Regions from separate parts of the Mus musculus genome. Here region 2 is linked to region 1. Evidence: chromatin loops called from intact Hi-C (ENCODE). Cell type or tissue: gastrocnemius. All regions are shown on one strand. Links, peaks and the distances in the headings refer to the core of each region. The heading gives the core; the rest is flanking DNA.

The links. Peaks named below come from ENCODE experiments on the same cell type or tissue, not always from the same donor. Only the 100,000 strongest peaks of a DNase experiment are listed, where the experiment ranks them.
Region 2: a loop joins it to region 1, with 1.9 times the contacts of the local background. A loop is called at or near these places in 4 of 42 quality-filtered maps.

The regions. Positions count from the first base shown.
Region 1 is chr13:99,062,980-99,078,789 of GRCm38, reverse strand. It overlaps Gm35493 (a long non-coding RNA gene), which reads right to left and starts at 5,728. Exons shown (of 2, transcript XR_382813.1): 1 at 5,585-5,728; 2 at 4,756-5,466. It overlaps 2310020H05Rik (RIKEN cDNA 2310020H05 gene), which reads left to right. Exons shown (of 6, transcript NR_045495.1): 5 at 1-81; 6 at 1,990-2,262. In gastrocnemius, for the core only: no CTCF peak of the experiment used is centred there; DNase peaks (open chromatin) are centred at 6,844, 7,078 and 8,217; H3K27ac peaks cover 1,693 bases.
Region 2 is chr13:98,945,456-98,961,265 of GRCm38, reverse strand. It overlaps Gm35215 (a long non-coding RNA gene), which reads left to right and starts at 15,341. Exons shown (of 3, transcript XR_382807.2): 1 at 15,341-15,470. In gastrocnemius, for the core only: no CTCF peak of the experiment used is centred there; a DNase peak (open chromatin) is centred at 7,189; H3K27ac peaks cover 899 bases.

The DNA.
Region 1 (15,810 bases), core at 3,975-11,974:
CCATGAACACGCTGGTGTCTTTGCACGTTCTTTCTCTCCTCCCTGACTCCGTCTAAGCAGATTGAAAACTTAGTTTCTGAGGTGAGTGTGAGGGATTGCACTGGATGGAGCGCCGGGCAGCCAGCTGCTCCCTGGGGAGCAGCAACAGCAACTCCACCTTCTATGTACATAGTGACATGACTCCATCTCAAGTTCTCATCTGTGAGCTATCCCAGACTCTGTTTTTAAGTAGGGTGTGTATATGTGTGTGTGTGTGTGTGGGGTACATATATACATGTATACACACCCACATATGCATGTATGTATATATACACACATATATGTATGTATATGTGCATATATGTATACATATACACATATATATAATTTTAAAAAATAAAACCATTTGTATTCTGATCATAGTGTAGGAAGTAGGTCTTTGATGGAACAGGCTCTGATTTCTCTTACCTGATCACTGCATTTAAGTGAGAGAGAGGAAACAGAATCCCATTCACAATACAAATAATAGAGAAAAGCAGAAATCAATATGTTTCCTAATCCAAACCAGAAAGCTGTTGTAGCTCTGCACCATTTCCAAAGACTGTTAGCCCACAGGCAGACACCTGCTCTGGAATGAAAATCTGTGCAGCCTGAGGCTGCTTCTGCTAAACCCCCTCTGTCCTGAAGGCTCAAACGTCAGGAGTAAAGTGGGCCGACAGTGACTGACTAATTGGAATACTTTGATCTGGTCACATGTTAATTTAAGAATAAAAATATAGCTTTAAGCCAGGCGTGGTGGTGCGCACGCCTTTAATCCCAGCACTCAGGAGGCAGAGGCAGGAGGATTTCTGAGTTCAAGGCCAGCCTGGTCTACAAAGTGAGTTCCAGGACAGCCAGGGCTATACAGAGAAACCCTGTCTCGAAAAAACAAAACAAAACAAAACAAAAATAGCTTCAATCAGTTCCTCTCCAATACTGAGGAGTTACGACAATGGCTACTTGGCCAACATTTAGAGTTGGTAATTATGTTTTATAAACACTAGGAACTTCTCAAGGTAACCCTAAATGCATAACTGATGATATGCATCCGTTTGCAAATGATATGCATTATTTGAAAAGAACCCCAGGGACAACCCACTCTCCCATTCTTCCACAAGACATTATTTACCAGCAAACTTCAAAGAATCCCACAGAGATTTTCAATTATATTTATTATTAGCTCTGCAATCAGCAAGCTGATTATGTAAAGCAAAGGCAGTTAACTTGGATGGCTCAGGGACCAGCATCAGGTTTCAAAGTGACACGTGGCTCTTGCAGAAGATCACAGACATTGGGAAGATAGCCATCCCTCTTTTGTTTTGTTTTGGGTTATTTCGACTCTATCAATGGATTCTCCTGTTCCAGACACTGCTGTCTTTACCCGAAGGTTAAAAAACTTTTTTTTCAAACAAAAATATTTTAGGTGTTTTTATTTTAATAACACTTCAAGAGGTGGCTGAAGAGATGACTCAGAGCAATTAATGCTCCTGCAGAGGTCTCAGTTTGTTTCCCAGCAACCAAATGTCAACTCAGAACCTTCTGTGCCTTCAACTCCAGGGGGTCTGACACTGTCATCTTGCTTTCTCACACTGGGCGTGGTGCTCATACAAGCATGCAGACAAACACTCATATACATAAAATAAAAATCGTTTAAGACAAAATAAAATGTCTCAGAAGGAGATTTGTTCCAAGAAGAGATGTTCCTTATCCCAACAGCTACATCCATCAAGGGTCCTGGGAGTCAAAGCAACCATGACTTTACTCATGACTGAGTGTTATGGGAGTTTTTTGTTGTTATAGTTGTTGTTGCTTTTTAAACCAAGGTGTGCTGTGAGAATGAGGGCATTGAGGACCCACGATGAAAAGCAGCAGTGGGGAGATCAGGCTTAAGACACGCGGGACAAGGGCGGGCTATGCTGGTGCCCTGCCCAGAGCGGGACTCCTCAGCCATTGGCATCTGCTTCTTTGCAGCCCTGAAGCAAACAGAGAAGAGCAGCCAGCCTCCCGCGGAAGCTCTTCACAGTCTCCCAGGGATTTCCAGTCATGGCCAACATCTTTGTTACAGGACGGAATCCAGCAACCACTCGCAACCTTAGCATAAAGCAGTAGCCAAGTCTTACGGGCTAGTTACGAATATCAGATGTGCGGTGACTATCCACGGGCTTAGAGTGAGTTGGGCATATTTAAGTTATGAAAGATGTGTTTATTTCCCCTGGACCCCAAATAAATGTCAGCGACAGCTCCAAGGTCAAGAGTCCTTCTCTCTGAGGTAGCGCCACCAACCATAGTTTTTCTAGACAACTTGAGTCATTCGCCCTTCAGATATGCTGGGTCTTTGTACTAAAGATGGTTTGTGGGGAGCAGTTTCCTCTTGGCCTCTTTATAACGCTGGAACGAGGTTCAGCCCCTCTGATTTAGGTCTCAAAACTGACTGCTGAAATAGAACATTTTAAACACTCTCAGTTAGGAGACAGTAGGAGCCAGGTCTCAGCCTGCAAAAATAGAGGCCAAAACTGAGACAGAAAATGAGGTGGCAGACAGTTCACGGCACTTCACAAAACAGGTGACATAGGCAAAATGTGCGTCACCTTTTTTACAGAGTTGTTACAATGACTTCATTTGCCACAGGTTATCTGCAGGTTGAGTGAAGAGAGCAATGTTTGCTTACAAATAAAGATAGTGAGACTCAGGCCCATGCTTTCCCATCACCAGTGGAGCCCCAGAAGAAGCACACAGACAATAGGATCTCCCTTGCTCTTTGGTCTCCTCTTCACTGATGTTGCCAGTGAGGGGCAAGAGCTGCAATTACCATGAAACCAAGAACAAAGGACAAGGTCAGGTGATGCTTCCTCTAGCTCAAGTAATAATGTCTGACTGAATAGAAAGGTGCTTTAAAAAAAAAAAAGTTCACAGAGAGTTTACCCACAGGCTTCCAGCCTTTGCTTCACAAACAAAAGCCAGTGCCACCACTAGCTTCAAAAGCCAAGGCCCCTTGAGTGGGAGTTCCATCCAATAGGCCAATAGCAACAAAGTTGAACACCAAGGGGAAGGACTTTAGGTCATTGGGCAAGTCTTTGAAGGAAATTGTGAAACCCCTATGTGGTGGCTTGAATGGTAATGGCCCTCATAGACGAATGTGTTTGAATGCTTGACCACAGGGAGTGGCGCTGTTAGAAAGTGTGGCATTGCTAAAGGAAGTGTGTCGTTGTGGGGTCGGGCTTTGAAGTCTCATGCTCAAGCTACACCCAGAGTGGCCACAGTCTCCTTCTGCTGCCTGTGAATCAAATTGTAGAACTCTTTGATCCTTCTCCAGCACCATGTCTTCCTGAATGACAGACACTATGCTTCCCACCATGATAATAACAGACTAAACCACTGAAACTGTAAGCCAGCCCCAATTAAATGTTTTCTTTTATAAGAGATGCCGTGATCCAAAAGGGTATACTGTGTAACACACCGTGACACAGTGCAGATTCCATGGTGAGTCCCTCCCTCCATCCATCCGTCTGTCTGTCTGTCTTCTTTGGTGGTGTGATGGTTTGTATATGCTCAGCCCATGGAGTAGCACTATTAGAAGGAGTATTAGTTGGAGTAGGTGTGTCACTGTAAGTGTGGGCTTTAAGATGCTCATCCTAGCTGCCCGGAAGTCAGTATTTGGCTAGCAGCCTTCAGATGAAGATGTAGAACTCTCAGCTCCTCCTGCACCATGCCTGCCTGGATGCTCCCATGTTCCCACCTTGATGATAATGGAATGAACCTCTGAACCTGTAAGCCAGCCCCAGTTAAGAGTTGCCTTGGTCATGGTGTCTGGTTACAGCAATACAACCCTAACTGAGACAGGTAGGAAGGTTGCATGGGTAAAGGGTGGATATGGAGGGATGGGACATAATGCAAAATTATGATTGGGGTACATAATGCAAAATTTACAAAGAATCAATAAAAATAGTTGCCATGGTCGTGGTGTCTCTTTGAAGGCAATAGAAACACTATTTAAGACCCACAATCTCTTCTTCTTGCTCTTTGCTTCCTGGCCATGAAATGAACAGTTTTGCTCCACTATGCACCCGCCACAGCCTATAATCTATCTTCACCATGATATGCCCTTTTGTCACAGGCTCAAAGCAATGAGCCAGCTAAATATGGACCAAAGCCTTCAAAACTGTGAGCCAAAATCAAGCATTTTTCATGATAAGTCACATATCTCCAAATATTTCATAAAAGTAACTGAAAGCTAAAACAGCAACAACAACAACAAACCAGTCTGCTGCTATGCAGTCCAAAATTTGATAGAAAACTACATAAAGTCTGAATGGAGAGAGCGAAAACATTAACAATGTTTAGTATTAGTGGTTCACTGAGCTCTCTGAATAAGAGATGAACCATGAAAATGTAAAGACACTGCTATTACTAGTTGCAACACCAACTCTGTCTCCTGTGTGTTCCTGGGAAATAGATGCTTCTTGGGAAACATTTCTACGACCTCACTGGTCTTAAAATTGAATAGAGAACTTGAGGGCACGTTTCTTACAGAAATACACACCATACATTGTTTTTATATGGTTTTGATTTCAGTTGTTTTAGCTTCCAAAGTTGAGCACACACTTGCGAGCAGAGCCAGTGTAGGGGCTGTTCAGTGTTGTACTTGACTGTGGCCTGAAAGCTTTGCTGGGGAATGGAGCCTAATTCACCGCTAACGTGGATCCAGCAGCTTCCTTGCAGTGAACGGGAAAATAGTTCTTTTTTTTTCTTTAAGTTACATACAAAAGCTGTTGCAGTTTTGCCCCACATGGAGACCACCCCTTGAATCCAAATGTTTGATGTGAAATGCATTCTCGTCCCCGTGCCTTTCTCCAAAGCCGTGGAATTCCCCATTCTCTCCAAGTTCAAATTAGCTCTGCCTCATGAGGGTCTCCAGCTCCATTTTCTCCCTCCAAGAGGAAAAGTGAAAAATTCTGAAGGATTGTAAAGTACTTAAGGAAAAAGAGTCTCCTGGCCTCCTAGTGGAAGCAGAAACGCCAAGCCAACTCCAGTGTGCTGATACATGCTATACTCCCCAAATTAGACTTTGTGGGATATTTACTGCATGCAGAGCCACAGATTGCAGCCTAGAAAGAATATACAGAGGTATAACAGCAGAGCCACCCCTGAAAGAATTCAGCTGCTCTGAGAAACGATATGTGGCTAGTCATGCTGTATTGGACCTAAGAGCAATAAGACCTTGCACTAATCTCAGAGGGTCTGCTCACTAAGAACTGGTACCCTAAAGTTATTCTTCCCTTCAACAGAAATAAGAATATGGGAGCTACAAGCCTCTTCTCCATCACTATTTGTTCCTGAGGCAGTAGTTCATTCCCTGCCAGCAGGACTCTCTGGTCTCCTCCAGGGCATCAGACAGAGGGTGGCCATCCTTCAAACATCTCTCACGCTATGTTTTACAAGCTGATATTCCTAAGGGAAGATAAAAAAAATTAATAAGCTTTTCTAAGTGCAAATGGAAATGGGAAGACATGGGGACACAATGGGACACCTGCTGGTAAGTGAGTCTTGCTGGGAGGAGTCTTTTGACCTGGTTAACATCCAATTTCAGTAGCCGGAGAGCGTCCCCGAGCCTCATGTCAGGTTTATCCCTCACACGATCTTCTTAATGAAGAAAAGCAAGCTGGAAACGCCACAGTGCTGTGTGGATCACCATCCCCTGGAGAGCTGTGTAGGAAAGCTATAATGAAGTGAGTACATAATTCAATGTTAATGTATAAAACACATGACGCTTTGTAAAAATAAAATAAAATTCACGTTCTCAAGGGCTTTTGAATTCACTGGGCAATACCTACAGCAAGTTTGATCAAGTTACAGATTTCTATCCCAGAGCTCTGCCAATTCGTCACGACTTGTACCCAACATCCTCCTGGCCATCAGAAGTGATACGGCTGCTGAAGTCTAGTGTCCTAGTTTGCATTCTGTGGCTGTGATGAGTAACAGGACAAAAGCAGCAACTGGGGAAGGAAAGGATTTGTTTAGTGTACACTTTGTTTAGAGGGACACATCACAGTCCCTCACTGAGGGAAGTCAAGACAGGGACCATGAGGTAGGAATTGAAGGAGGGGCTAAGGAGGACCACTGCTTACTGACAGGCTTGCTCCCCATTGTTTGTTCCTGTTTGTTTTCTCTCTCTCTCTCTCTCTCTCTCTCTCTCTCTCTCTCTCTCTCTCTCTCTTTAACCTCCCAGAACCACCCGCGGAGGGGTGGTACCACCAGCAGTGGGCAAGGCCCTCAGACTTCAATCATTAATCAAGAAAACATCTCCCATAGGCTTGCCTATAAGACAACCTGGTGGAGGCAGTGTCTCAGGTGAAGTTTTCTCTTCCCAGATGACTCTAAGCTGAAAGAAAACTTACAGCACATTCAACGTGGCTTTCGCTAGATTTTTCCCCTGCTTGCGAACCTGCACTTAAAAATACAGAGACCCAACACCTTTGTCGGACAGCAGGATCCAGCTGTAACGTCCTTTGCACGACAGCAGTCTTGGCATCTGTGTGTCACCCCCAACACAGATCATGTGGCTGTCTGTGACCATTAGTTCCTGATACACGCTATTCATTATGAGACAGATGGGAGCACTTGGGGAGGAGGCTGAAATACTTTGGTATGTGGTGGGATTTCCTCTTAATTTGCAGCACCACATCCTTTTCTCTGCATTCTGTGGCTGCCAGCTCACTTACCCTTTGCATGACTTTGTCCTGGAAGGCAATTTTGAAAATGATATGTCCACATGGATCAGTATTGGCAAACAGCCACCCTTGGTCCTCCATATTCAGATCTTTCCCCAAAGTCCTTGCCAAGAAACTTGCTGTTAGCAATTAAAGACGATCAGTGGGGATTTTAAAGAGCCTGCTATCTCAGGATTGGGAGAAAGGAAGACATATTGCAGGCCAGGCTCTTGGGTAGCTGCTGCTGGGATGGAGAGTGGAACAACACATTGAGTATGCAGAGGAAAGAGCAGCAGAATTAGCCACAAGAATATGCCAAACTATAATCAGGCCCCAGTCAATGTCCCACTGGGGCTCCAGAACTGACTGGCCTTGCAGAGTCATCCCGGGTGGAGTGAGGGGCCAGGCGCTGGCTGCCGGTAGTATCCAACGGTGACCTCAGTTCAGCAGCTGTCTTCAGTATAAGCTGTGAGACGTTGACAATTAACACCCCCAGCAGTTGTGCAGTGAAGAATGCTGAGTCCTCAGGGCGGTGGGGTGGGGGTGGGGAAGCAATGGTGAGCAGCAGTGACTGCTGGGATCTGATCACATATGCTACCCTTGGTCAAGGCATCCTCCCTCAGTGTAGTCACACATCTAACCATTTAGTTATTTATTTACTTACTTACTTACTTACTAACCTATTTATTTACTTATGTGCTTTAGAGACAGGGTTTCTCTGTATGGCCCTGGCTGTCCTAGAACTCACTCTGTAGACCAGGCTGGCCTCGAACTCAGAAATCCGCCTGCCTCTGCCTCCCAAGTGTTGGGATTAAAGGTGTGCGTTACCACTGCCTGGATAAGTCCAATCTTTTTGCTCTGCTACTTAGCCAAGAAGATGACCAAGTGACTGTTGGATCAGAATATACCCTCCCTCTCTTAACAATGTGAGAATGGTGGGTGAGTTTTTGCATTCAAAACATAACTGGATTTACTAACTGCTGCTGTATCAAGGCCATTCTGAGCCACACTATGGTATAAGGCCAGTGCACACTCGCGCACACAACACCTCTCATAGAAGTCTACCCCAGGAACTTCCACCAGGGCCAAGCCTACCCTTCTGGAGAAATGGCTTACAGTCTAAATGTTGGGAAGTTACCACACTTAACTGATCATAATGGTCAGACTAGTGCTTGAAAAATTCATTATTTCTTTTTTTTTTAAACTATTGAAAAATCACACCTACTGAGAAGTAAAAGCATAGTGGGTCATTTCTCTGGTTTCTAGAACTGGGATGATTCAGTCTGGCTTTCTCCTCTGCAAAATCCGTGGCCCCCAAGTAAATACTTTACTTTCTCTGGGGGCCCCGGGTTTTTCAACCTGTGGCATGTCTGGGGAAGGTGAGTCTTGCACACTGGAATGAGTCCTGTCACAGAAGCTAGAGCTGGAAGTGACACATATGGCACAGCAGTCATGGTCTCCAACGGCTTTATGATCACGTGACATCCTACAGATGCCAAAGGCCTTGCCAGCAATAGCCCAGATGGACAAAGACAGGACGTGGACCAGCACCATCCAGCCATCTTGTTCCTCAGCCAATGAGCCCACACCTTATTCTCATCCTGCCCACTTTCTCACAATGCTACACAGAATTACACATGCTGCTTGGTCCCATAGAGCCTTTGAGAAAGCACATAACGCTGGCCAGTGATTTCAGCCTATGCACTGGAGGCAAAGCACTCTTCAGATCTGAAGGACTACTGTTAAAAATGCGTTACCTAAGTCATTATGCCAGAACTCCACCTTGGGATCCCAGAGAGATGAGAGAAGTAGCTTGTTGTGTGTTGCTAACGCAATGTCTGAGCATGCCCATCCATCCGGGTATGCGGCTGTCACAGAGGAGGCAAAGGAGAGGCAGAGCCTTTAAAAAAGCAAATTACTATGCCATGTATTTTATATTATATTTTCCTGCCCTGCTTCTTTAATCAGTCTAAATTGAGAGCTCTTGTAATTCCCTAGAATCAGCGCATAAGCTCTCAGCATGCTCAAGGGCTGCCGGGCGTGCAGTTTCTCTATCCTTCCGTAGGTATTCATTTCCAAAACTTCATTACCGACCCACACGTGAGTCATTCCCTCCCATGCAATCCACTTAAAACGCCCACCAGGAGAGAAAGCACAGAAAATGCTGAGCCTCCTCATTTGATATGTTATGGACTTTTCAAAATGACAGGGGAGAGGAGGGACCAACAGGGTCCCCCGTATGAAGCCCACAGAAGACGCGGACACATCTGATCCTTACCCATCTCCTGTCTCAGGAGGTGCCCTGAGACTCCGCTGTATGCTTCATGAGGGGGAAGGACAGTTGCTGAGGGAGAGTAGAGATGGGAGAAGTTGCTTCTCAGGAGGCTAGAAATCAGAACTGGAGACTCAAGAAGCATCCCATGGGCCATGTGTAAGCATCTCTGGTAGGTACAGCAGACCTGGGCCCGGAGAGGTCACACAAGTGTGCAAGTGCATTTCCTGTCTAAGCCTGACGTCCTAGTTAGTTTTGTTGTCAGCTTGACACATCTGAAAACTCCGATGAAAAAAATTGCCTCCATCACATTGGCCTGTAGGTGTGTCTATTAGTGTTTTCTTAATTGCTAGTTGATGTAGGATGGCCCAGGCCCCTGCTGCAGATGGGCATGAGCTATATAAGAGAGGTAACTGAGCAAGCCAGGGGGAGGGAGCAAGGCAATAACCAGCCTTCTTCCATGGTTACTGCTTCCAGTGTCTGCCTTGGCTTCCCCTGGACCACAACCTGTAAGATAAAATAAATCACTCCTCTCCGGCTTGCTTTTGGGTTTTATCACAGCAACTGGACTAGAACGCTTGAGGACCTGAGTTCAGATCCCAGAACCCACAATTGATTTTTTTTTTTTTTTTTTTTTTTTTTGCTTTCATCCCCAGTATTACAGTAAACACAATAGTAAAAAAAAAAAAATCAATTAAGGTCCTTTTGTTTCAAATAATACCATCTATTTTGGAGTATGGTTTGAATGAGTCCCCCGGGATTCATGCCCTGAAACTCTGTTCCTCAGTACAGAAGAGTTGGGAGGTGGCAGAACCTTTACTGCAGTCTAAGGGGGATGAAACTAGGTCCTTGAAGGCAGGGCCTTCATAAGGCATCAGTGTGAATTCCACAGGAAACCAGTTTGCTCTCAGGAGCAAGTTCTGAGAGCTCAACTCCTCCACCATGATTTTCCTTTAGTGTGTGGCTAGTTCCTTTTCCATCTCTCTATATGTTGTAATGAAGCTAAGGGGGCTTCAACAAGATGGGACCCCCCAAATCTTAGACTTCTTGGCTTCCCAATTTGTAGTTACATGCACCTCTTTTCTCGACAAAGTACCAAGTCTCTGGTCTTTTGTTGTAGCACAGAAATCAGACTGAGACAGTAAGGATGAAAGAAAGGAGGATCTATTTTCTTGAACTTCTGGCTTATCTCCATATTGAATGGAGAGATAAAGAAAGGAGTGAAAATAGTCTTCTTAATGATCCAAGAGTTGTAAATCTCAGAGAGCAGGAGCCAGGGCAACAACAACTGTGCCCCTTCCTTCTGGAAGATGTGAATGTATAGGCTGGTTCCCATGGTTGCAGTCAGTGGTGGTCTGCATAGATGTGGCCCCCACAGACTCACCTGTTTGAATCCTTGGCCCACAGAGTGTAGGAGGTTTGGCTTTGTTAGAAGAAGTACTTCACTGTGGGGGCGGGGCGGGCTTTGGGGTATCCTACACTCAAGCTTCACCAAGTGTGGAATTCTAGTCTCCTCCTTGCTGCCTGCAGATCAAACTGTAGAACTCTCAGCTCCTCTAGCACCATGCCTGCCTGGATGCTGCCATGGTTCCTGCCATGGTGATAATGGACTGAACCTTTGAAACTGTAAGCCAGCCCCAATTAAATGCTTTCCTTTATGGGTGTTGCCTTGGTCATGGTGTCTCTTCACAGCAATAAAAGTGTATGAGTCCATATGTGTAAGTTAGGCTCAGGGTTGACAGAGGACAGAAAATATAACCAAAAAGGCCTTAAAGGAGAAGCTCACTGTATCCTTCTCACCCATATTGTATTGATTTTCTGGATGCTGTGATAAGTACCTGACAATATCAACTTAAGGAAGGTGGGGTTTGTTTTGGCTGGCAGTTTAAAGGTACCTTGTATCATGGTGGACAGAGCCAGAGGCCACTGGTCAGGGAGCAGAGAGAGGTAAATGCTAGTGTTCATCTCTCTTTCTTCTTTTTATTCATTCTGGGCTTGCAGTCAGTGGAATGGTGCCACCCACATCCAGGGTGGGTCTTCCTACCTCAGTTAAACATCTCTGGACAATACACTACAGATACTCCTGGAGCTGTCTCCAAGCTGCTCCTAAACCTGGTCAAGTTGACAATCAAGATTAAACATTAGTCATAGCCATACCGATCCCAAGTTAATAGGAAGTGCCACAGTCACCAGAAGCCTGCTTTGCCTTATGTCTGCCTGCCCTGCCTTCCTCAGCAAGAGGCTTTAGCCTCTAAACTGCCTCACAATCCATGATAGCTACCAAAATTCCAACAAGTGACTAACTCCACTCTAGCCAGAATCAAAAGAAAGAACAAAGAGGCAAGTGGATGTGTTTTCCAGCAGTCAGCCCAGTTTTAAATTATTTTCCAAAAAGCCCTACTTGGTGGCTTTCAATAACACCCACTGGTGACGCCTAACAGTAAGGATAATTAGGAACACATGGCCCTCTAGAGAGGAGAAAATGGATTTGGGGCGGACAGGCCACAAAATGCCTATGACACATTTTGTCTCTTAGAAGGCTGCTGCCACCAAATCCTCAATGACACTCTAGTTCTTGGGCTCTGTGACAGCAGAGATCCAACCCCAGCCCACCCAGCACTGGGTGTACTTTGAGAAATGTAGAGTAACTGGCCAAGTCAGAATTGATATTTCAGCTTCCTGTCTGGGCCGGTGCCCTGTGAAGACCTTGAGCTCGAACTCTGCAGCCAGTCCCACAAAACCCAGAGGAAGCTCCATTCACAAGTGCTCTAACATGCCCAGGATCATAGGATCAGTGGTGAGGAGGACACAACATCTGCCCAAACACTGGGAGTAACTGGTACCAGCGGGATCCAGGCACCCAAGAACTCCACCTGACCAGTGGTACAGGTTGCTTCCAGTCTGAGCTGGTGCCCTGAGCAGACCTTGGGCTCGAACTCCATAGCCAGTCCCACAACACCCAGAAGAAGCTCCACTCCCAGGTGCTCTACCATGTCCAGGACCACAGGACCACAGGATCACAGGATCCCAAGATCCCAGGATCCCAGGATCCCAGGAGCTTGATCACACCAGGATCTCAGGGTCACAGAGGCAGCTTGACTCCCAGGAGCTCTGACACACCCAGAATCTCAGAATCACAGGATCCCAGAGACAACTGAACTCTGAGGAGTTCTGACACAACCAGGATCACAGGAAGGACAGGCTCCAGTCAGATATATCGAGGACAGGTAACACTAGAGATAATCAGATGGCAGGAGGCAAGCATAAGAACATAAGCAAAAAACAAAACAAAACAAAACAAAACAAAAACAATAACAACAACAACAACAAAAAAAAAACATAAGCAACAGAAACCAAGGTTACTTGGCATCATCAGATCCCAATTCTCTCACCATAGCAAGTCCTGGATACACCATCACACCAGAAAAGTAAGATTCAGATCTAAAATCACTTCTCATGATGGTGATAGAGGACTTTAAAAAGGACATAAATAACTCCCTTAAAGAAATACAGGAGAACACAGGTAAACAGCTAAAAACCCTTAAAGAATTACAGGAAAACATAATCAAACAAGTGAAGGAAATGAACAAAACCATCCAAGACCTAAAAAAAGAAATAGAAACAATAAAGAGATCACAAAGGGAGACAACCCTGGAGTTAGAAAACCTAGGGGAAACGATCAGGAGTCATAGATGCAAGCATCACCAACAGAATACAAGGGATAAAAGAATGCAGAAGATACCATAGAAAACATTGACACAACAGTCAGAGAAAATGCAAAAAGCATGAAGCGCCTAATCTAAAACATCCAGGAAATCCAGGACACAATGAGAAGACCAAACCTAAGGAAAATAGGTATAGAAGAGAGTGAAGATTCCCAACTTAAAGGGCCAGTAAATATCTTCAACAAAATTATAGACAAAAACTTCCCTAACCTAAAGAGATGCCCATGAACATACAAGAAGCCTACAGAACCCCAAATAGACTGGGCCAGAAAAGAAATTCCTCCCGCCACATAATAATCAAAACACCAAATGCACAAAACAAAGAAAGAATATTAAAAGCAGTAAGGGAAAAAGGTCAAGTAACATATAAAGGCAGACCTATCAGAATTACACCAGACTTCTCAGCAGAGACTATGAAAGCTAGAAGATCCTGGGCAGATGTCATACAGACCCTAAGAGAACACAAATGCAAGTCCAGACTACTATACACAGCAAAACTCTCAATTACCATAGATGGAGAAAACAAGATATTCCATGATAAAACCAAATTTACACAATATCTTCCCACAAATCTAGTCCTACAAAGGATAATAAATGGAAAACACGAACACAAGGAGGGAAACTACACCTTAGAAAAAGCAAGAAAGTAAGCTTTCAACAAACCCAAAATAAGATAGCCACAGAAACATAATTCCACCCCTAACTACAAAAATAACAGGAAGCAACAATTACTTTTTCTTAATACCTCTTAACATCAATGGACTCAGTTCCCCCAAAAAAGACATAGACTGCCGGGCGGTGGTGGTGCACTCCTTTAATCCCAGCACTTGAGAGGCAGAGACAGGTGGATTTCTGGGTTTGAGGCCAGCCTGGTCTACAAAGTGAGTTCCAGGACAGCCAGGGTTATACAGAGAAACCCTGTCTTGAAAAAACAAAAACAAAACAAAACAAAACAAAAAACCAACAAACGAACAAAACAACAACAACAACAAAAAGACATAGACTAACAGACTGGATATGTAAACAAGACCCAGCATTTTGCTGTATACAGGAAACCCACCTCAGGGACAAAGGGACACTACCTCAGAGTAAAATGTTGGAAAACAATTTTCTAAGCAAATGGTACCAAAAAAACAAGCTGAAGTAGCCATTCTAATATCAAATAAAATCAATCAACCAAAAGTTACCAAAAAAGAGATAAGGAAGGACACTTCGTACTGGTCAAAGGAAAAAAATCTACCAAGATGAACTCTCAATTCTTAACCAACCAAGTAAAAACAAAAAGAACTATACAAGGAATCAACCAAACCAGGAGCTGGTTCTTTGAGAAAATCAACAAGTTAGATAAACCCTTAGCCAGACTAACTTGAGGGCACAGAGACAGTATCCAAATTAATTAAAATCAGTAATAAAAAAGGAGACATAGCAACAAAATATATCTTAAAATAATTATTCTGTTTGTTGAATATTAACAGTTGAAAATATTAAAATCATGTTCTACAAACATCATGGAAAAAAATAGAATCGATAGGTCAGTCTGATCCCAAAGCCCCATTATGTTCTGAGACATGTACAAAGCGGGCAGTGGCTTAGCTGGGGTAAGAGGTGGAAAGGTGGGTTCAAGGCTGAAGAGTGACCGTTACAAATACCCTTCATCCAGAACTCTGAGCAAGATCCACAAGAGACGAGGGGGGGGGGGGACTCCAGAGGACAGGGGCCCATGGCCGCACAGAGAGGGAAACTCAGACATCCCAGGTGTCTGGCTTATCTGCATGTAGTGGAGATGATTTTTTACCCTATTGTGATGTGCACGTGGATAATCCACATTCTTGGTAGAACCGTTTCTTTTCCAGACTGAGCAACCGGAAGAGAAGAATGCTGGAGAACAAGCCATCTGGGAACAAACTGGCTTTTCTAGAGGTCCCACTGAAGTGGGGAACAGGGGCTGCTGTCCACAGGCCATATGGTAGGGGCTCTATGACTATTCTGACTTCCGGGGAAACAAAAATCAATGTAAGACTTCTAAATAGGACTTAAAAACAATCCAAGGGTTAAAACTTCTCTTCTCCTGTTTCTGGCTTTGACTCTCAGAGCTGTTTGTCCTTCCTCCCTCTGTTCCTTTCCCCATCCGCCTTGTTTATGAACGACAACACTGCAGAGAACAGCTGTATTTAGGGTGGACTATGGAATGGGCTGTTCCCCCTAATCCTGTAGTTACACAAAATCAAACACAGGCAAAACATTTGGAAACATCAGAGATCAGAATTGTTCTGCTGAAGTCAGGATGCCAGGGGCCACAGCACAGCCCCGGCTCTCTGGATTACCTGCACAACTCAGTTCTCCAGACTTTATTTTGCTAATGGTTATTTTTTGCCAGCATTTTCCCATCCAATTACTGTTTTATGGATGTGTTACGAAGTTTCTGAAACAGGGACACATTTGATTTGTGCAGTGGATCGTAACATCAGCCTTTGACTCAATTATGAGTCAGAATTTCATATGGGAATGTTTAAGACAAATTTTTTCCTGTCAATTAGTTTTTGAAAACAGAGAAAATTCAAAATCCCGAGTCCTAAGAGATTCACAGTAAACTATGAGAGTGTGTTTTAGCAGCTGCAATATGTAGCTCCTCTCCTTTGGTTATTATGAATCCCCTACCTCCCCCTCACAAAAAAAAAATCTTTCTTTTATTAAAATGTTTCAGTAATATGCTGTTGTCTGGTTTTTCCCCAAATTAAATTACAACCTGATGGACTTGTCCTATTAAAATTTTTCAAAGCCCTGACAAAATTCAATAATAGTGGAAATAATAAAATATACCAACCCAGATAGAATAATGAAGCAGAAAGGAAGCAAAATACCCAGAATGCCACAGGCTGCTGCTTCTCTGCACCCACGTTCCAGTGACTCATAGTCCGCTTCTGCAACAATGTTTGTGTCTTCAAGGACTGGGGGCTAATTTGCTTTTGGTTCCTTTCTGTTTTCTTAGAATTTATGGCTCACATGTTACTACAATGAAGCAGTTTCTGGACTCTGCCTTTGCTGGTTAAGGTCGCCATTAGTTAGCCTTATTTTCAATGAAGACTCT
Region 2 (15,810 bases), core at 3,555-11,554, 120 kb after region 1:
TGACATAGACTTCCATTCTAAATAATGAAACTCTGTGAGAGATGTCTTCTCCATGTTTTAAAGTGCTCAACTTAGACCCACATCTACCAAACCATAAATCAAACAGGTAGATAGATATCTTGCTTGTAAAACTGATTCATATAGAACAGCCTTGAGCAACTGAGTCTCTCTGAGATACCTACGCAGTCACTAGGTCACCTGTACCCCTCTGTAGGGACAACCTTCCCTCTGGCCTCTCAACTAACGAGTGAATTTGGTGAATTCTTAGTCAAGAGCCACATACTGAAAGGAAACGGCAAAGTACTTCACAACAGAACTGAAACACTTCCTCATGGCCCTGATCCAAGTCAACTTTTCTATTAAGTTTTCATGACTTATTATTGTATTTCTTGGACATTATTATATTCTAAAGGAAACTCCTCCTTCATCCCTTCTGATTGGCTACAAAAGTCACAGTCAAGCTTCTGTAAGGCAAAGGACACTGTCAATAGGAAAAAACAGCAACCAACAGATTGGGAAAAGATGTTTACTAACCTTACATCCCATAGAGGGCTAATATCTAATATACATAAAGAACTCAAGAAGTTAGACTCCAGAGAACCAAATGACCCTATTTAAAAATGGGGTACAGAGCTAAACAAAGAATTCTCAACTGAGGAATACCAAATGACTGAGAAGCACCTAAAGAAATGTTCAACATCCTTAGTCATCAGGGAAATGTAAATTAAAACAATCCTGAGATTCTACCTCACACCAGTCAGAATGGCTAAGATAAAAAACTCAGTTGAAAGCAGATGCTGGCGAGGATGTGGAGAAAGAGGAACACTCCTCCATTACTGATGGGATTGCAAGCTGGTACAACCACTGTGGAAATCAGTCTGGTGGTTCCTCAGAAAATTGGACATAGTACTACCTGAGGACCCAGCTATACCACGCCTGGGTGCATATACCCAAAAGATTCTCCAACATATAACAAGGACACATGTTCCACTATGTTCATAGCAACTTTTAGTCAGAAGCTGGAAACAACCCAGATGTCCTTCAACAGAGGAATGGATACAGAAAATGTGGTACATTTATATAATGGAGTACTACTCAGATATTAAAAACAATGAATTCATGAAATTCTTAGTCAACTGGATGGAACTAGAATATATCATCTTGAGTGAGGTAACCCAGTCACAAAAGAACACACATGGTATGCACTCACTGATAAGTGGATATTAACCCAAAAGCTTGGAATACCCAAGATATAATTTGCAGACCATGTGACGCTCAAGAAGAAGGAAGACCAAATTGAGGATGTTTTGGTCCTTCTTAGAAGGGGAAACAAAATACTCAAGGGAGGAAATACAGAGACAAAGTATGGAGCAGAGACCGAAAGAAAGGCCATCCAGAGACTGCCCCACCTGGGGATCCATCCCATACACAGACACCAAACCTAGACACTATCGTGGATGCCAAGAAGTGCTTGCTGACAGGAGCCTGATATAGCTGTCTTCTGAGAGAAGCTCAGCCAGAGCCTAGCAAATACAGAGGCAGATGCTCACAGCCAACCATTGGCCTGAGCACAGGGTTCCCAAAAGAGGAGTTAGAGAAAGGACCAAAGGAGCTGAAGGGGTTTGCTACCCATAGGAAGGACAACAATATCAACCAACCAGACATCCCCCCTGCTCCCTGAAAGTCCCCTGAACCAGGAGGGACCCTCACTCAAGCCCCAGGATTATGCGATGCCCAAGAACTCACGAGAGACCGGCCTTGATGCAAACAGCAAGAGGTTTAATCGGGAAAAGCCAGTGTACTGAGGATGACTCGTATCCCACACAGGGGTAGAGGAGTTGACCCCCAGCTCAAAGGGTAAGGGGCTTATAAAGGCAGAAACTGCAAACACCTGGCATAGGCTATAGCATTTGGCAAGCACAATGGGTTCAAGGAACGATTGGAGTATTCTGTACGAACATTTCCTAAAACAATGGAACAAGTTAAACTTCTACTTTGTGGTTAGTACAACCTGGAACAATGGGGCGAGTTAAACTTTCACTCCCTGCCATTAGTGGGGTCTATTTTGGACACAAGTCTAGGGGCTTACATAATTTTTAACTCTTCTCTCTCAGGATCTTTCACCCGAGCTCCCAGGAACTAAACCACCAACCAAAGAGTACATGTGGAGGGACCCATGGCTCCGGCCACATATGTAGCAAAGGATGGCCTTGTTAGACATCAATGGGAGGAACAGCCCTTGGTCCTGGGAAGGCTTGATGCCCCAGTGTAGGGGAATGCCAGGACAAGGAAGCAGGAGTGGTAGGAGGGTGGATGAGCACCCTCATAGAAGAAGGGGAGGGATGGTGGGATAGGGGGTTTCCAGAAGGGAAACTGGGAAAGGGGATAACATTTGAGATGTAAATAAAGAAAATATCCAATAAAACAAAACAAAAGAAAAGAAAAGAAAGGAAAAGAAAAAAGTCACAGTCATATATTTGATGGAGTAGAACCATAGCTTCTGACTTCTGTATCCTTTCAGCATAGTGTGTCATAGTCCAGCTGAAAGGGAGTTCACTGAGATGATTTTATGTGCAAGTACTTTCACCAAATGCATTGCAGCGGGCCATTATCAGAGTGGTCCTGATGTATATTACACCAAAGGACCAATGTATTGTAATAAATGCATACCCTGGTTATAAAACATGTACCCTGATTCCTTAAGACTCGGGAGACTTGCTTCCATCACTATTTCCAAACAACAGCAGAACTGCAAAGATCATTGAATGAAGGAGTCTTCACTCTGCCCTCCCTCTCACTGTCTTTAGCCTCCCCTCCCAACCAGTTACTTTTTTCAATAAGAAAACAGTAGACTGTCTTTACCATGGTTGCTATGGCTACCACAACACCTGATTTGGCATGCATCTCCATCCCCCTGCTTATCTCAGACCAGACTTTGCTAGTTCAGACGGCCTGCCAGTGACCCTGGCCCATTGTATCAATTTTAACATATCTAAATAGAAGTCCTTTAACATTCATATCTGCAAGATACTAGGGAAATAATTCATTATTTCAAAGACTGGTAGATAAAGAGATTCAAGTATGTCTCAACATTTTTACCCAAACAATTTCTCAGACCACTATATTTTGTGCAGGGAAGTTTATCTTTTCAGGAACCACCCAGCTAATAAATAACTCTATGACCTAAATATAACCATCTTATAAACATTATTATGTTCAGGTTGAAGTATCACATTAGAAGTCACCACATGCCAAACAACCAAAGATAAATGTCCCAATCGTACAGAAATACAGGAACAAGTTACAGAAACACAGAACAAGCACGTGCTGATCACACTGTCACAAGGGTCTAGCTTAGCCACGCAGACTTCTCCAGCAAAATCCAGTAAGTGTGCTGCTTAGAGTAAAGTACGGAGAAAAGCATTCCTCGGATTTAGAGGTTTAGGAGTTCAAGGTCAAGACACCAGCACACGTATAGAGCCGGGAAAAGGTCTGCTGACTGGTTCATGCACAGCCATCTTTACCGTGTCTGTCCTCACAAGGGGAAGGAGATGGAAGTGTCTCTCAGGGGTCCCTTTTATAAGGAACCAATCCTATTCAAGAAGGCTCTGTCTCTTTGATGTAAGCACTCCTCAAAGACCTCATTTCCAAGTTCTGTCTTTTAAGGGATGAGAGGATCAACATAGAGGCTGGGAGTGTGTGCAACTCAGTGGTAAAGAGCTTATCCATCGTGCAGGGGCTCTGAGTCTGATCCCCGGTGTGACACATAAACAAACTACAACATTTCAACGTATGAACCTGTGGGAGGATGCAACATTCAGAACCCAAGTGGATTCGAGAGGTGAACACTCAGACCATCAGTAATTGCACAGGACAAATGGTCCTGTTTCTTTGACAAATAAATCGCAAAGAAAAAGAGAGAGTGTGTTTGTGTGTGGAGCAATTATATGTTGAAAGAGTAACACTGACTAATTACAGTATGTTGGCCTGGATGGACTGTGAATCAAACATAAACTGTGATAAACCTGGGTGTGGTGGCTCCTGAGGCAGATTCATGGCCAGCCTCTGCTACCTATGAAGGCAAGCCTGGTCCATAGAGTAAGACTTTGTCCTTTTTTAAAAAGTGATAATTAGAGAAATATGAATTACAAGAAAATAGGGAGTCTGGGGACATAGTTCTATCTGTAAAGTAACTGCCTTTGAAAACATGAGATCTTCATTTGATGCCCAGAGCCTATGTTAAAAAAAAAAAAAAAAAGTGGACGTTTAACACTGGGCAATGGGGAAGGGGTCAGATCCCTGGTGCTCCCTGCCTAGCCAGTCTAGCCTAACTGGTGAGTTCCAGGTAAGTGATTGAGCCTGTCTCAGAAAACAAAATGAACAGTATCCTGGGGGTGTGAACCTAAGGCTCACTTCTGATCTTGCATACATACACATTCTCACATGTGCACTTAAAACTGCATAAAAAGTGTGTTTGTTTCCCTTATAAAATTATAATAAAATGTGAGTCCTCTAACAGAAGGAACCTCCACAGCTGAGACTTAGTGACTTCCTGGAAGTCTACAAATCAGGGGCGTCAGCAAATCCCTGAGCAGTGCCACGGGACCCATATCAATGAGCACAGTTGTTTTGCAGGATGTCCAAGGATGCAATTAACATTTTGCTTACTAAGAATCTTCCAGAAATGGTGTTATACGAAGCTTTGTGTGATAAGGGCAAGTATCAAAAAAAAAAAAAAAAAAAAAAAAAAAAAAAAAAAAAACCCAAAAGAGGATCTTTTTCTGTTTTGAAATAGTCTTGCTATGTATGTAATCCAGGCTGGCCCTAAACTTGCAATTCTCCTTCCTCAACATCCTGGGTACTGCGGTGCACAAATGACTATCTCCTCAAAGCTCTGGTGTCCTCTCTTGAACCTTCTAAGCACACTGAGGAAACTCAAGGCAGCTACTTGAGGCACCCACACTCTCTTCAGCATATTTTCAAGATTCTAAATGTGGGTGTGAAATATATTGTATTATTTTTCAGTGGTACATTTGGAACATTCTTTGTTATGGAAATCTCAAACATACACAAGAGTACAGAGAAAAGAAAGACAAGGAAACCATGAAGACGTGAGAGGAAAAGGGACCTCTCAGCTTGGAGTCTGGCTGAAACATCTCACCTGAGGAGAAGCGCAATTAACAATATTTACCGTAAAGGCTGCCGGGGTAGACATAACGTGTTAAGTTTCAGACCCAGGACAAATGGCAGAGGTGCCTATTTAACATGTGAAGGGGGAACTGGCCTCCAGATCCTCCCAGCACCCCTCAGTCTCTATCAGTGGCTGGCATACCCTGCTCTCTACTCTGGACTCTTCAATCCACGGGCTGGGCTTCCCCTCCCCCAGCGGCTCTTCCCTAAGTCATCCAGACTCTATGGTTACCTGCCCCTCCTTTTGTACCTTTGGCCTCCTGGCTGCTGTATTTGGCTCCCCACGTGGTTCAGGGTTATGAGCATTCTGAACTCACTCAGATGTGTCTGCCTCTAGCTGTGTCTCCCTTATATCTGTAATGAACTTTCTCCTCCACCATATTTAGGAACAACCCCTTTCCTCCCCTCTCCCGTCTCCCCTCTCCCCTCTCCCCCCCCTCTCTCCCCCTTTCTTTTTAATTTCTTTTTTTCATTCATAATGTTCCTTTCATATACTGACCAAGACTGCTGGGCTTGAACCTGGGCTCGGATTTGCAGCAGGGAGTGGAGACGCCAGAGCAGGTGTGGCCTCAGCGTTGGGAAGAGGGAAACCCTGCATGCAGACATCCCTATGACTCATGGCCACACAAACACTAACTCTGGTGTCTGCCAGGACGGGAACTACTGGGACACAGACATCAGACTATCAGTAAACAATTATGAAGTCCAAGGGCACACACGGTCATTGTGAGAAAATGTCTGAGGAGTCATTGAAAGAGCTTCCTTTCTCAGTACTTTCTTCTTCTTCTTTTTTTAACCAAAGGCTTTACACTTTCACTTTTAAAGTCCTTTTAAATTCTTACATGAGAGAAAAGGAGAAGGCATGATTTTTTAAACACACTAAATGATTTTTACAGGCCCAAGATTATAGAGGTTCTAGTTGAGCACGGTGAGGGTGATCCTTGAAGATAATTTCATCGGCTACTTAGCAAAACTGAGTCAGCTCTTCAGCCCACTCCTGTTTTGTTTTTATGTGTTTGTTTGTTTGTTTGTTTGTTTTTGTAGTGATGGTTAATCATGACTGTCAGCTTGATGGGGTTCTGTGAGAGCATTTCTGGGAAAAATTAACCAAGAGAAGCCCCTCTACCCAGTGCTGACAATACCTCCCAGTGGGAGAGCAGACCCAAAGATGCCCTAGTCAAAAACAGTCTCTCCCACTGTCTTTGCCTTCCTGACTCCACTCCTTGATGGTGAACACATTTGTCATGGCTAACGCCACTGCTACATCCTTTACTGGTGTATCAGACTGTGTGTCTTTTAGCCTTCAGTGTGGACCACAGACTAGTAACTCTTCAGCAATATTCCCGGCCTTCAGCACAAGGTTGAGGGTGCTGGGGCACCCAGTTGTTTAGATTGACTAAGGACCAAGTCTCGAGAGTCTTGCTTCAGACAACCATTGAGTCCAGTTCAAGGGGCAAACCTAAAACTAAACCTTAAGTCTTTCTGCTCTTTCCTGTCCAATTTCTGATTTTGTTGCTTTCTAGCTGTGGTCCAGGAAATTCTAAAGCAACTGAGATGTTTCAAGAGGGTGGGGGTGAGGGAGTGGGGGAGGGGGGGGCTAATATAAGTAAAGCAAAAACTGAGACTCCAAACAGGGTTGTGAGACAATCCCTTACGCACAGTATCACAGCTCTATCAGCAAGAGAAAAGACACATCCAATGGACTCCAGGATGGTGAAGGAAACACAGCTGCCACCCCCAGATGTAAAAAGGAGAGAAATATGGGGTCTTCCATCCTTTACCACAGCAGACAGAGCGATCTGGAAGCTGGCTGAAAGAAGAGTCAGGGACATTGTACCTGAAGGAAACTCTTCACTGTGAGATGGAGCCGAACAGGGAAAGAGAAAAGAACAGATCTGAAGGCAAATATGCCAATGAGCAGAACCAACGAGCTAAGGCTAATAACTTCAAATCTGAGTGTTGCCCAGACATCTGAGAAATGCCAGTAGCCGCGGGTTGCTGGAAGTCTTCCATTACTGAGCTAATGTATTTAAAGCTCTCTCCATGTGTTCTCTCTGCTTTCTATTACTGTGATAAACACCATCACCACCAGCAACTTGGAGAGGAAAGGGTTTATTGTGGCTTACTCATCCCAGCTCACAGTCTATCTCTATGAGAAGCCAGAGCAGGAGCTGAAGGCAGGAACCTGCAGACACAGAAGCAGAGGCTATGGAGGAGTGCTGCTACTAGATTGCCCGCCATGGTTGATCACTCAAACTGGGCTGTGCTTTCTTTCCCACACCAATCATTAATCCAAGAAAATGCTCCACACACTGACTTATGGCTTTCTTTTTTTTTTTTTCTCTAGTATCCAAAAGTAAACAGTGATGTTATCTCTCTTTTTTTTGTTGTTGTTTTGTTTTCTATATTACACTTTTTTTTTTTAATTAGGAATTTTCCTCGTTTACATTTTCAATGCTATCCCAAAGGTCCCCCATACCCACCCCCCCAATCCCCTACCCACCCACTCCCCCTTTTTGGCCCTGGCGTTCCCCTGTACTGGGGCATATAAAGTTTGCAAGTCCAATGGGCCTCTCTTTGCAGTGATGGCCGACTAGGCCATCTTTTGATACATATGCAGCTAAAGACAAGAGCTCCCGGGTACTGGTTAGTTCATATTGTTGTTCCACCTATAGGGTTGCAGTTCCCTTTAGCTCTTGGGTAATTTCTCTAGCTCCTCCATTGGGGGCCGTGTGGCCCATCCAATAGCTGACTGTGATCATCCACTTCTGTGTTTGCTAGGCCCCGGCATAGTCTCACAAGAGAGAGCTATATCTGGGTCCTTTCAGCAAAATCTTGCTAGTGTATGCAATGGTGTCAGCATTTGGAAGCTGATTATGGGATGGATCCCTGCATATGGCAATCACTAGATGGTCCATCCTTTCGTCACAGCTCCAAATTTTGTCTCTGTAACTCCTTCCATGGGTGTTTTGTTCCCATTTCTAAGAAAGGGTAAAGTGTCCACACTTTGGTCTTTGTTCTTCTTGAATTTCATGCGTTTGGCAAGTTGTATCTTATATCTTGGGTATCCTAAGTTTCTGGGCTAATATCCACTTATCAGTGAGTACATATTGTGCGAGTTCCTTTGTGATTGGGTTACTTCACTCAGGATGATACCCTCCAGGTCCATCCATTTGCCTAGGAATTTCATAAATTCATTTTTTTAATAGCTGAGTAGTATTCCATTGTGTAAATGTACCACATTTTCTGTATCCATTCCTCTGTTGAGGGGCATCTGGGTTCTTTTCAGCTTCTGGCTATTATAAACAAGGCTGCTATGAACATAGTGGAGCATGTGTTCTTCTTACCGGTTAGGACATCTTCTGGATATATGCCCAGGAGAGGTATTGCGGGATCCTCCGGTAGTACTATGTCCAATTTTCTGAGAAACTGCCAGACTGACTTATGGCTTTCTTGTAGAACCCAAGACCACCAGGTACTCAGGGATAGCACCAGCTACAATGGGCTGGACCCTGCCCCATGAATCACTAATTAAGAGAATACTCTACAAAGTTGGTTTTGGTTTTGGTTAAATGTAAATACATTGATGGACACAATTGATGTACTATAAACATTTTAAATAAGCTGGAAGGGCAGAATTATAGAGCTATGGTGATAACTGCGCATCAGGAAACTTTATGAAGAACAAGACACTAACACGGTATGCTGGCTATACATCCTTTCTCGACTCTGCTACTGTATCCAACGGCTGTCACAGACACTGGGCTGGGTTTTGTCTTTTTGTTTGGGTTTTTTGTTTGTTCGTTTTAGTGGCTCTTGGGCGAATTGCATAAAACACTTCATTGATCAAAACGAGTGGCTGGCCAAATGTGGTCCTTAAGCCACCCTGTGTGGGAGGCTCACATGGTTCGCTGCTGCTAGCGGAATATGGGAGGCTAGGGCAGGGGTGAGTTACTCAAGACAATAAAGGAGAAAAGTAAGACCAGAAAGATACACGTACATTCTCTGAATGGTCCTGAGTTAGCAGCAGCCTCTGTGAACCTCTGGCTTCTTTCTGGAAGCTCTCTTCCCATTTCTCATGTCTGACAGAAGTGACTGATAACTGTTCAGTTGGCCTCAAGGTCTCTTCCCTCCCCCTGCCCACCTCTCTCTCACTCTCAGCATTGTAGGTAAAGACAGTGTTTGTGAGTGGTGGGGAGAAGCTTACACCGTTTTACTTTATAAGTAAGTGTTCCGGTTAACTGTACTTCTATATCAATAGGAAGGAAAGCGGACTATGCTGAATAAGACACAGTCCAATTGTACTTTTTGCTTTGCCACTGTGTGTACTGAGGAACTGGGGTAGAGAAATGATTCAACCTATGCTGAAAATAAATGTCAGTAATATTAGTACACATTCATAAACCACTGAGGGTCCAAGTCATGCAAATCCACGCAGGAAAGCCGAAAGGATCCGTGCCGGACATTTACGGTATTTTTTTTTTTTGGCTTAATTTACTTATAACTTCCATTTGCCGTGCCACCTAGCACACAAAAGTTTTCTAGACATCGTTTAGTACTCTGGCAACTTGTCCCTTACTATTGTGGGATGTCTCATGAGAAAGGTCACCAGCAGGGATCAATTTGAAGTTCTGTGTGGAGCCATAATGTCTAATTCTGACAGATCTCATCTCATACCTCATATAACCAAATGGCCCTCAGTGTTTCCTCTAAGAATATGAACAGTGGGACTGGAGAGAAGGCATTTGCTGCTCTTCCAGAGGACCTGAGTTCAGTTCTCAGCACCCATGGCAGGTGGTCCACAACCATCTGTAACTCCAGCTTCAAGGAATATGACACCTCTGAACTCCTAGGGCACCGTCACACAAAGGTACATACATTCAGACATACACACCTACACATAATTAAAAGTAATCTGTGAAGATATAAACTTGACAGGCAGAGCCTAGGCAGGTCTTTGTGAGTTTAAGGCCAGCCTCATCTACCTAGTACGCTCCAGGGCAGTCAAGGAAACACAGTGAGACCCTGTTTCCAAAATTAAATCATTAATTAAATAAGTTTTTTAAAAGAATGTGAGCATCCATATTTTGTGTATTTGTTATAGAATTCATAAACTTCCCCTGTGGATTTTTTTATTATCATGCTAATATTTATTTATTTGTTATATAAAGTTTTTATCTAAGGAATTTAAGCAGTCTGGTTAATGTGCACTATGCTGTCAAAATATTTCTTCTTTTTTTTTTTGAGATGAGTTCTCTCTATGTATCTCTGGCTGTCTTAGAACTTGTTATATAGACCAGATTCCTTGAACTCCCAAAGGTCCACCTGTCTCTGCCTCCTGAGTACTGAGATTGAAGGTGTGTGGCAGCCCCTAAAATATTTCAAAAGCACTTTTGAAGTGTTTGCTTTCTACAGTATTGCATACTAGCATGTAAAATTCCTCTTTTGCTGCCTCTACCTTTATTTAGTACAGCAGTTATTTTAAGACAAAAATCAAAGCATCAATAATTAATGTGCCTAGCTTTTTTTTTTTTAACAAAACCTAATTTTTTTTTTTAATTTTTTGAGATAAGATCTCACTGAATAGCCCTGCCTGGCCTGGAGCTCAGTATGTAGATTAGACTGGTCTGGAACACACAAAAGACCCACCTGCCTCTGCCTCCCAAGTGATAGAATTACATGTGTTTTTATCATACCCAGCTAGTATCTAAGATTTTTTAACATTTTTATTACAGTTTAAATAGTTAAGTAATTTTAAGGGAATATCAACAATTAGCTTTCTATTTATTGTAATATTTTTGTAACTTGAATTTCCCTAAGATTAAAGTTAAGCCACTTGTCCAATTCAATCAGTGTGGAAAATAATTTTTTTTTAATTATTGCATTTATTTATTTGTACTGTGTGTATGTAAAAGTGTGTGTATGCCTTGGTGTGCATGTGTGGTGTTCAGAGGACAACTTGAGGGAGACCAAGTGTGTCCTGGAGACCAAAGTCAAGGCATCAAACATGGCAGCAAATGCCTTTACCCTCAGAGTCTTCTCAACAGCCCTAGCTGGAGTCAGCTGGCCTCACCTCATTTGCAATTTCCTACAGGAGCTTTGAGGAATAGACCTAACCCCTGAGCTTGCTTTGCAACTCAATCCAGCTGAAACAAAGGATGGGGTCTGTGGGCTCTCCCTATATAAACACAGTGCTGAATATTAAACTTAGAGCCTTGATCAGAAACTTTGTCTTGGCTTCATCCTTCTCTCACACCCCATCCTTTTTCATTTCCAGCCCCACTTTCAGGTATACCCAGTTTGTCCATGGCTGCTGGACAGCTACAGAATAGCACTACTAGAAGGTATGGCTTTGCTGGAGTAGATGTGTTACTGTGGGTGTAGGCTTTAAGACCCTTAGCTGCCTGGAAGCCAGCTAGCAGCATTCAGATGAAGATGTAGAACTCTCACTTCTGCCTATACCACATCTGCCTGGACACTGCCATGCTCCCACCCTGATGATAAGGGATGGAACCTCTGAATCTGTAAGCCAGCCCCAAATATATGTTGTCCTTTATAAGGCTTGCCTTGGTCATGGTAAAACTCTTAAGACAGAAGTCTAATCTCACTAACAGTGCATGGGTTTTAATTTATCTGGGTCTTTTCCGGCACCCTCTTGGATTTCTTTCTTCATTTTTTAACTTTGATTTGTTTAACTCTAAAAGAACTCTAAATTAAAAAGCAGTTGCATAATGTTCTTTCAATGGCTGCTGCCATCCTCATGTATCTGAGACTCTCTCTAGCTGTGGTTTGAGTTGTATTTCTCTGTTAGTGATGCTCCATGTCTTCTGGTGTTTGCTAGCCACCTGCAGCCAACTCAGTCGAAATGGCCACTCAAGTCTTTGCCCATGTTTTAACTAGACCACTTGAGGTTTTTTTGAACTTGAGTTGTGTGAGCTATACATATATTGTTATAGAATTGGTATCGCTCTTATCAGAGATATGATTTGTGAACATTTTCTCTAATTCTTTTAACTCAATTATATCTTTTGAGATTCACTTTTCTAATGTAGTCTAGTTTGTCTCTCTTTGCATTAATTACCGCTGCTTTGAATATCATATTCAAGAAATTCCTGTCAAGTCTAACAGTTGGAAATTTCCCCTGTGTTTTCCTTCTAGAAGTTATAGTTTTAGGACTTCAAGGTCTTTAACCCACTTTGAGTTAATTATCATGCACAGTAGAAAACAGGAATCTTTTAAAATTTACTTATTGTGTGTATGTGTGTATATATGAGGGTACACACTCAGTATAAATAGGTTTTGCATGTCATAATATGACTGCGGAAGTCAGAGGACAACTGGCAGGATTGAATCTCCACCACATGGATCCAGGGTTCAAACTCAGGTCATGAGGCTTGGTGGCAGTGCCCTGTCCACTGAGCCATCTCCCCAGTGCTCATGAAGGGTTTTAAGGGCTTTGCTTTAATTAAGCAGCCTGTATCCATAGAATCTTGAATCTTACATAATATTCACACTTTATTAACTATATCATTGTAAATAAATAAATAAATAAATAAATAAATATTTGGGAATTTTTTTTTGAGTTAGTTTTTACTATGTAACCCCGGGTTGGTCTCAAAATTACAATCCCCCTGACCTAGTTTCCCAAATGCTTGAATGACACCATGCTTAGCTCTCTGGGATTTAAAGTAATCCTCTGGCAGGTTGTTTTGTCTGCCAGTGTGTAAACTGACCCCACCTAGTAAACTCCCAGAAGCTGTACTGCAGAGAAGTGTTTGTTCTTCCGATCAAGGGATCGATCAACTACAAGTTAAGAGCTGGGAAAGGACTTGGGAGCTGCGCAAAATTCCATTCTTTCAGTGTTTCCCATCAACAGAAGGAAGTGAACCTTATTATTCCTTGTCTTCTATAGTTCACTGTGCAATCTCAAGTGGGTCTTTCATTCTTTCCTTTTGCATCTGGCCCAGCCAGTCATTTTTGTTTCTAGATAATTTTTTTTTCTTTTTTGTCTTTATTGAAAGTATTAGTTGTTCTTCAAAGAACTTTAAACTTTTACCCTGCGGAATATGACGTTGCACAGTAGAGAGATTAGTGGTAGATATAGCTGCTGTTCTAGCAGAAACAAAGCTGCCTTGGTCCCTCTGTGAGTTCAAAGGAAGAATGAGGCCTCCAAGGATCTGATGTCTCCCTGAGCAGCTTCAATGGACACAGATTTTACACAATCATCCTTCTGTTGCTTCACTGATGGAGAACACTTGTTCTTCCTACTAGTGTTGTATATGCAACATATAGAGATATCTATGTCCGAGGGTCCTCAATTTCTAAAGAATAGAAATCTCACCTCCTATGTGCACATAAGTAAAACTTAAAAAAAAGAAACCAAATACATAACAAAATATCTATTATGGAACAATTTTCTTCTTTACTCCTGACCACTTAAAAGGTCTTTTTCTTTGTGTGTGTGTGCTCATGTATGCATGTGTGCCTGTTTCTGTGTACACCATATGTGTATAGGTGCCTGCAGAGGCCAGAGAGAACATCTGAATTCCTGGAACTGGAATTACACATCATAGTAAGTCACTCAGTTTGGGTGCTGGGCCCCAACATAGGTCCTCTGCAAGATCAACAGGCGCTCTTAGCCACTAAGCCATTTCTCAAGTTTCTCTTTTAGGAAAATTCTTATGACAGCCATTATATAGTTCTGGATGATTTTTTTTTCATTTCCTGTGACCTAAAAAAAAAAAATTTACAGTATAATTGTGATTACCCAGGAAAAGCATAGCTGATTTAGAAGGTCAGAGAAAGCAGAGTAGGAAAGGAGAAAGAGTGTTGTTCTTCACATAACAACAAAATGGGCTTCGAAAGCCAGAGAAGCCATGGACAGATTCTCTGGGTATCAGAATGTTTTCCTGAGACCTCAACACACAACTAAAGAAGAGGACTGCTCACTGGTGTTTTCTTCCTGTTTACTTTTTAGACTTTTCCTAAAGATATTAATTTAAATATTTATACATGTCAAATGTGTTATTATTACAAATCAGATTTTCTTTTGCCATGCACTAATCATTTTAAATTACAGTACATCTCTTTTTCCCCCTAGCAATAATAGGCCTTGAATGTAAGACAAATGCTCTAGTACTGAGCTACAGGCACAGCCCTTGAGCTGTATTACATCTTAAAGGAAACAGGAACTCTTTTAAGAGACATGCTGACATGAACAAATCTGTAGCCCCCAGCTAGAGCAGTGGTCCTCAGCCTCCTCTTGCTGCGTCCCTTTAAGTCAGTTCCTCGTGTTGTGGTGACTCCAACCATAAGACTATGTCATTGCTACTTCATAACTGTAAATTTTTCTACTGTTATGAATCATACTGAAAATATATGATATGCAGTATGTCTGATGCGTGAGCCCCGTGAAATGGCCATTCGATGGCGTTGTGACACACAGCCGTTGAGAAATGCTGAGCTAGAGACATGAAGAAACCACACAGACCTCAACCTGATGACCTCTGACTCCTGGGATGTGTAAAGCAAAGGGAGCTAGCTCCCTTCCCAAATTGCCAGATAAAAAGAAGCCTTCATGGATGCTTTTATGGTTGGTCCCAGACCAAGTCCCCTCCCCTCTCTTAGCAATTGATCAATGTCTACTGGGCTTCCATCATTAGCCTCCAAGGCTTGCTTATTTGGCTTGGAAAGTTATCAAGCCACATTCTACATAGGCTTTATAGCACACTCCTGTCTCCACTCCACAGAAACAAACAATAGGAAACAAAACTCACAAAGGTGGTGTGCAGAGATGGGCAGAAGCTAGTGTGTGTGTGTGTGTGTGTGTATGGGGTGGGGAACAAGCAGGAGAGTAAGTAGGTTAATCTCCTGAAAAATCACCAAGCAACTCGCCTCCAAAATGAAAGGTCTACTTGTCTTACACAAAGACCTCTGTCTAATTATTTACCATATGGTACATCATTAACCCCCCCCAAAAGTCTAATGGCTTTATACAAATCCTAAGTCTAAACAAAGGCCTCTTTGTCTACAAATCTTAGCATGATAAAATGAGATCAGCAGCAAGAACTCAGTGAAACCACAGCGATGAGATTGTAATTGAGCCTAGGTCACTTGGCAGCACACCTGAAGAATAGGCAGGATTTGGGTCCAAGCTGCCCAATACGTGTAGCTTCTGACCTAATGGTCACTTGCAACCATAGCAACTGAAGAGCACTCAGAACGGTCTCGTAAAAAAATCCCCCTAACTGTCAAAGGGCGAAGAGAGCATTATTCAGTATGTAAGTTTTTAAAAGTTTTTCTTATTTGAGTAAGAGATGTGAGTGGGGCACAGTCCTCTCGAGTAAAATGAAGAGCTGATCCTCTTTGGATTCTGAGGAAGCATGGGGTTTGGGAATCGGTTGCCTCTCATAATTGTAAGGAGGCTGGCATCATCTATTGAAGTTTGGTTGCTCAGGTGAAACCACTGTTGACTGGGTTAGCACCCACAGACATGCTCACTGGAGTGTGTCTGTTCCTCTCTAGGGGCCTTTCAGAAGTGAGGTTGCCTTATGAGACTGCGTTCACAGAAGTGAGTTGTTTGGTTGAACATCACTCAGACCATTTATCGTGGCTACTTGT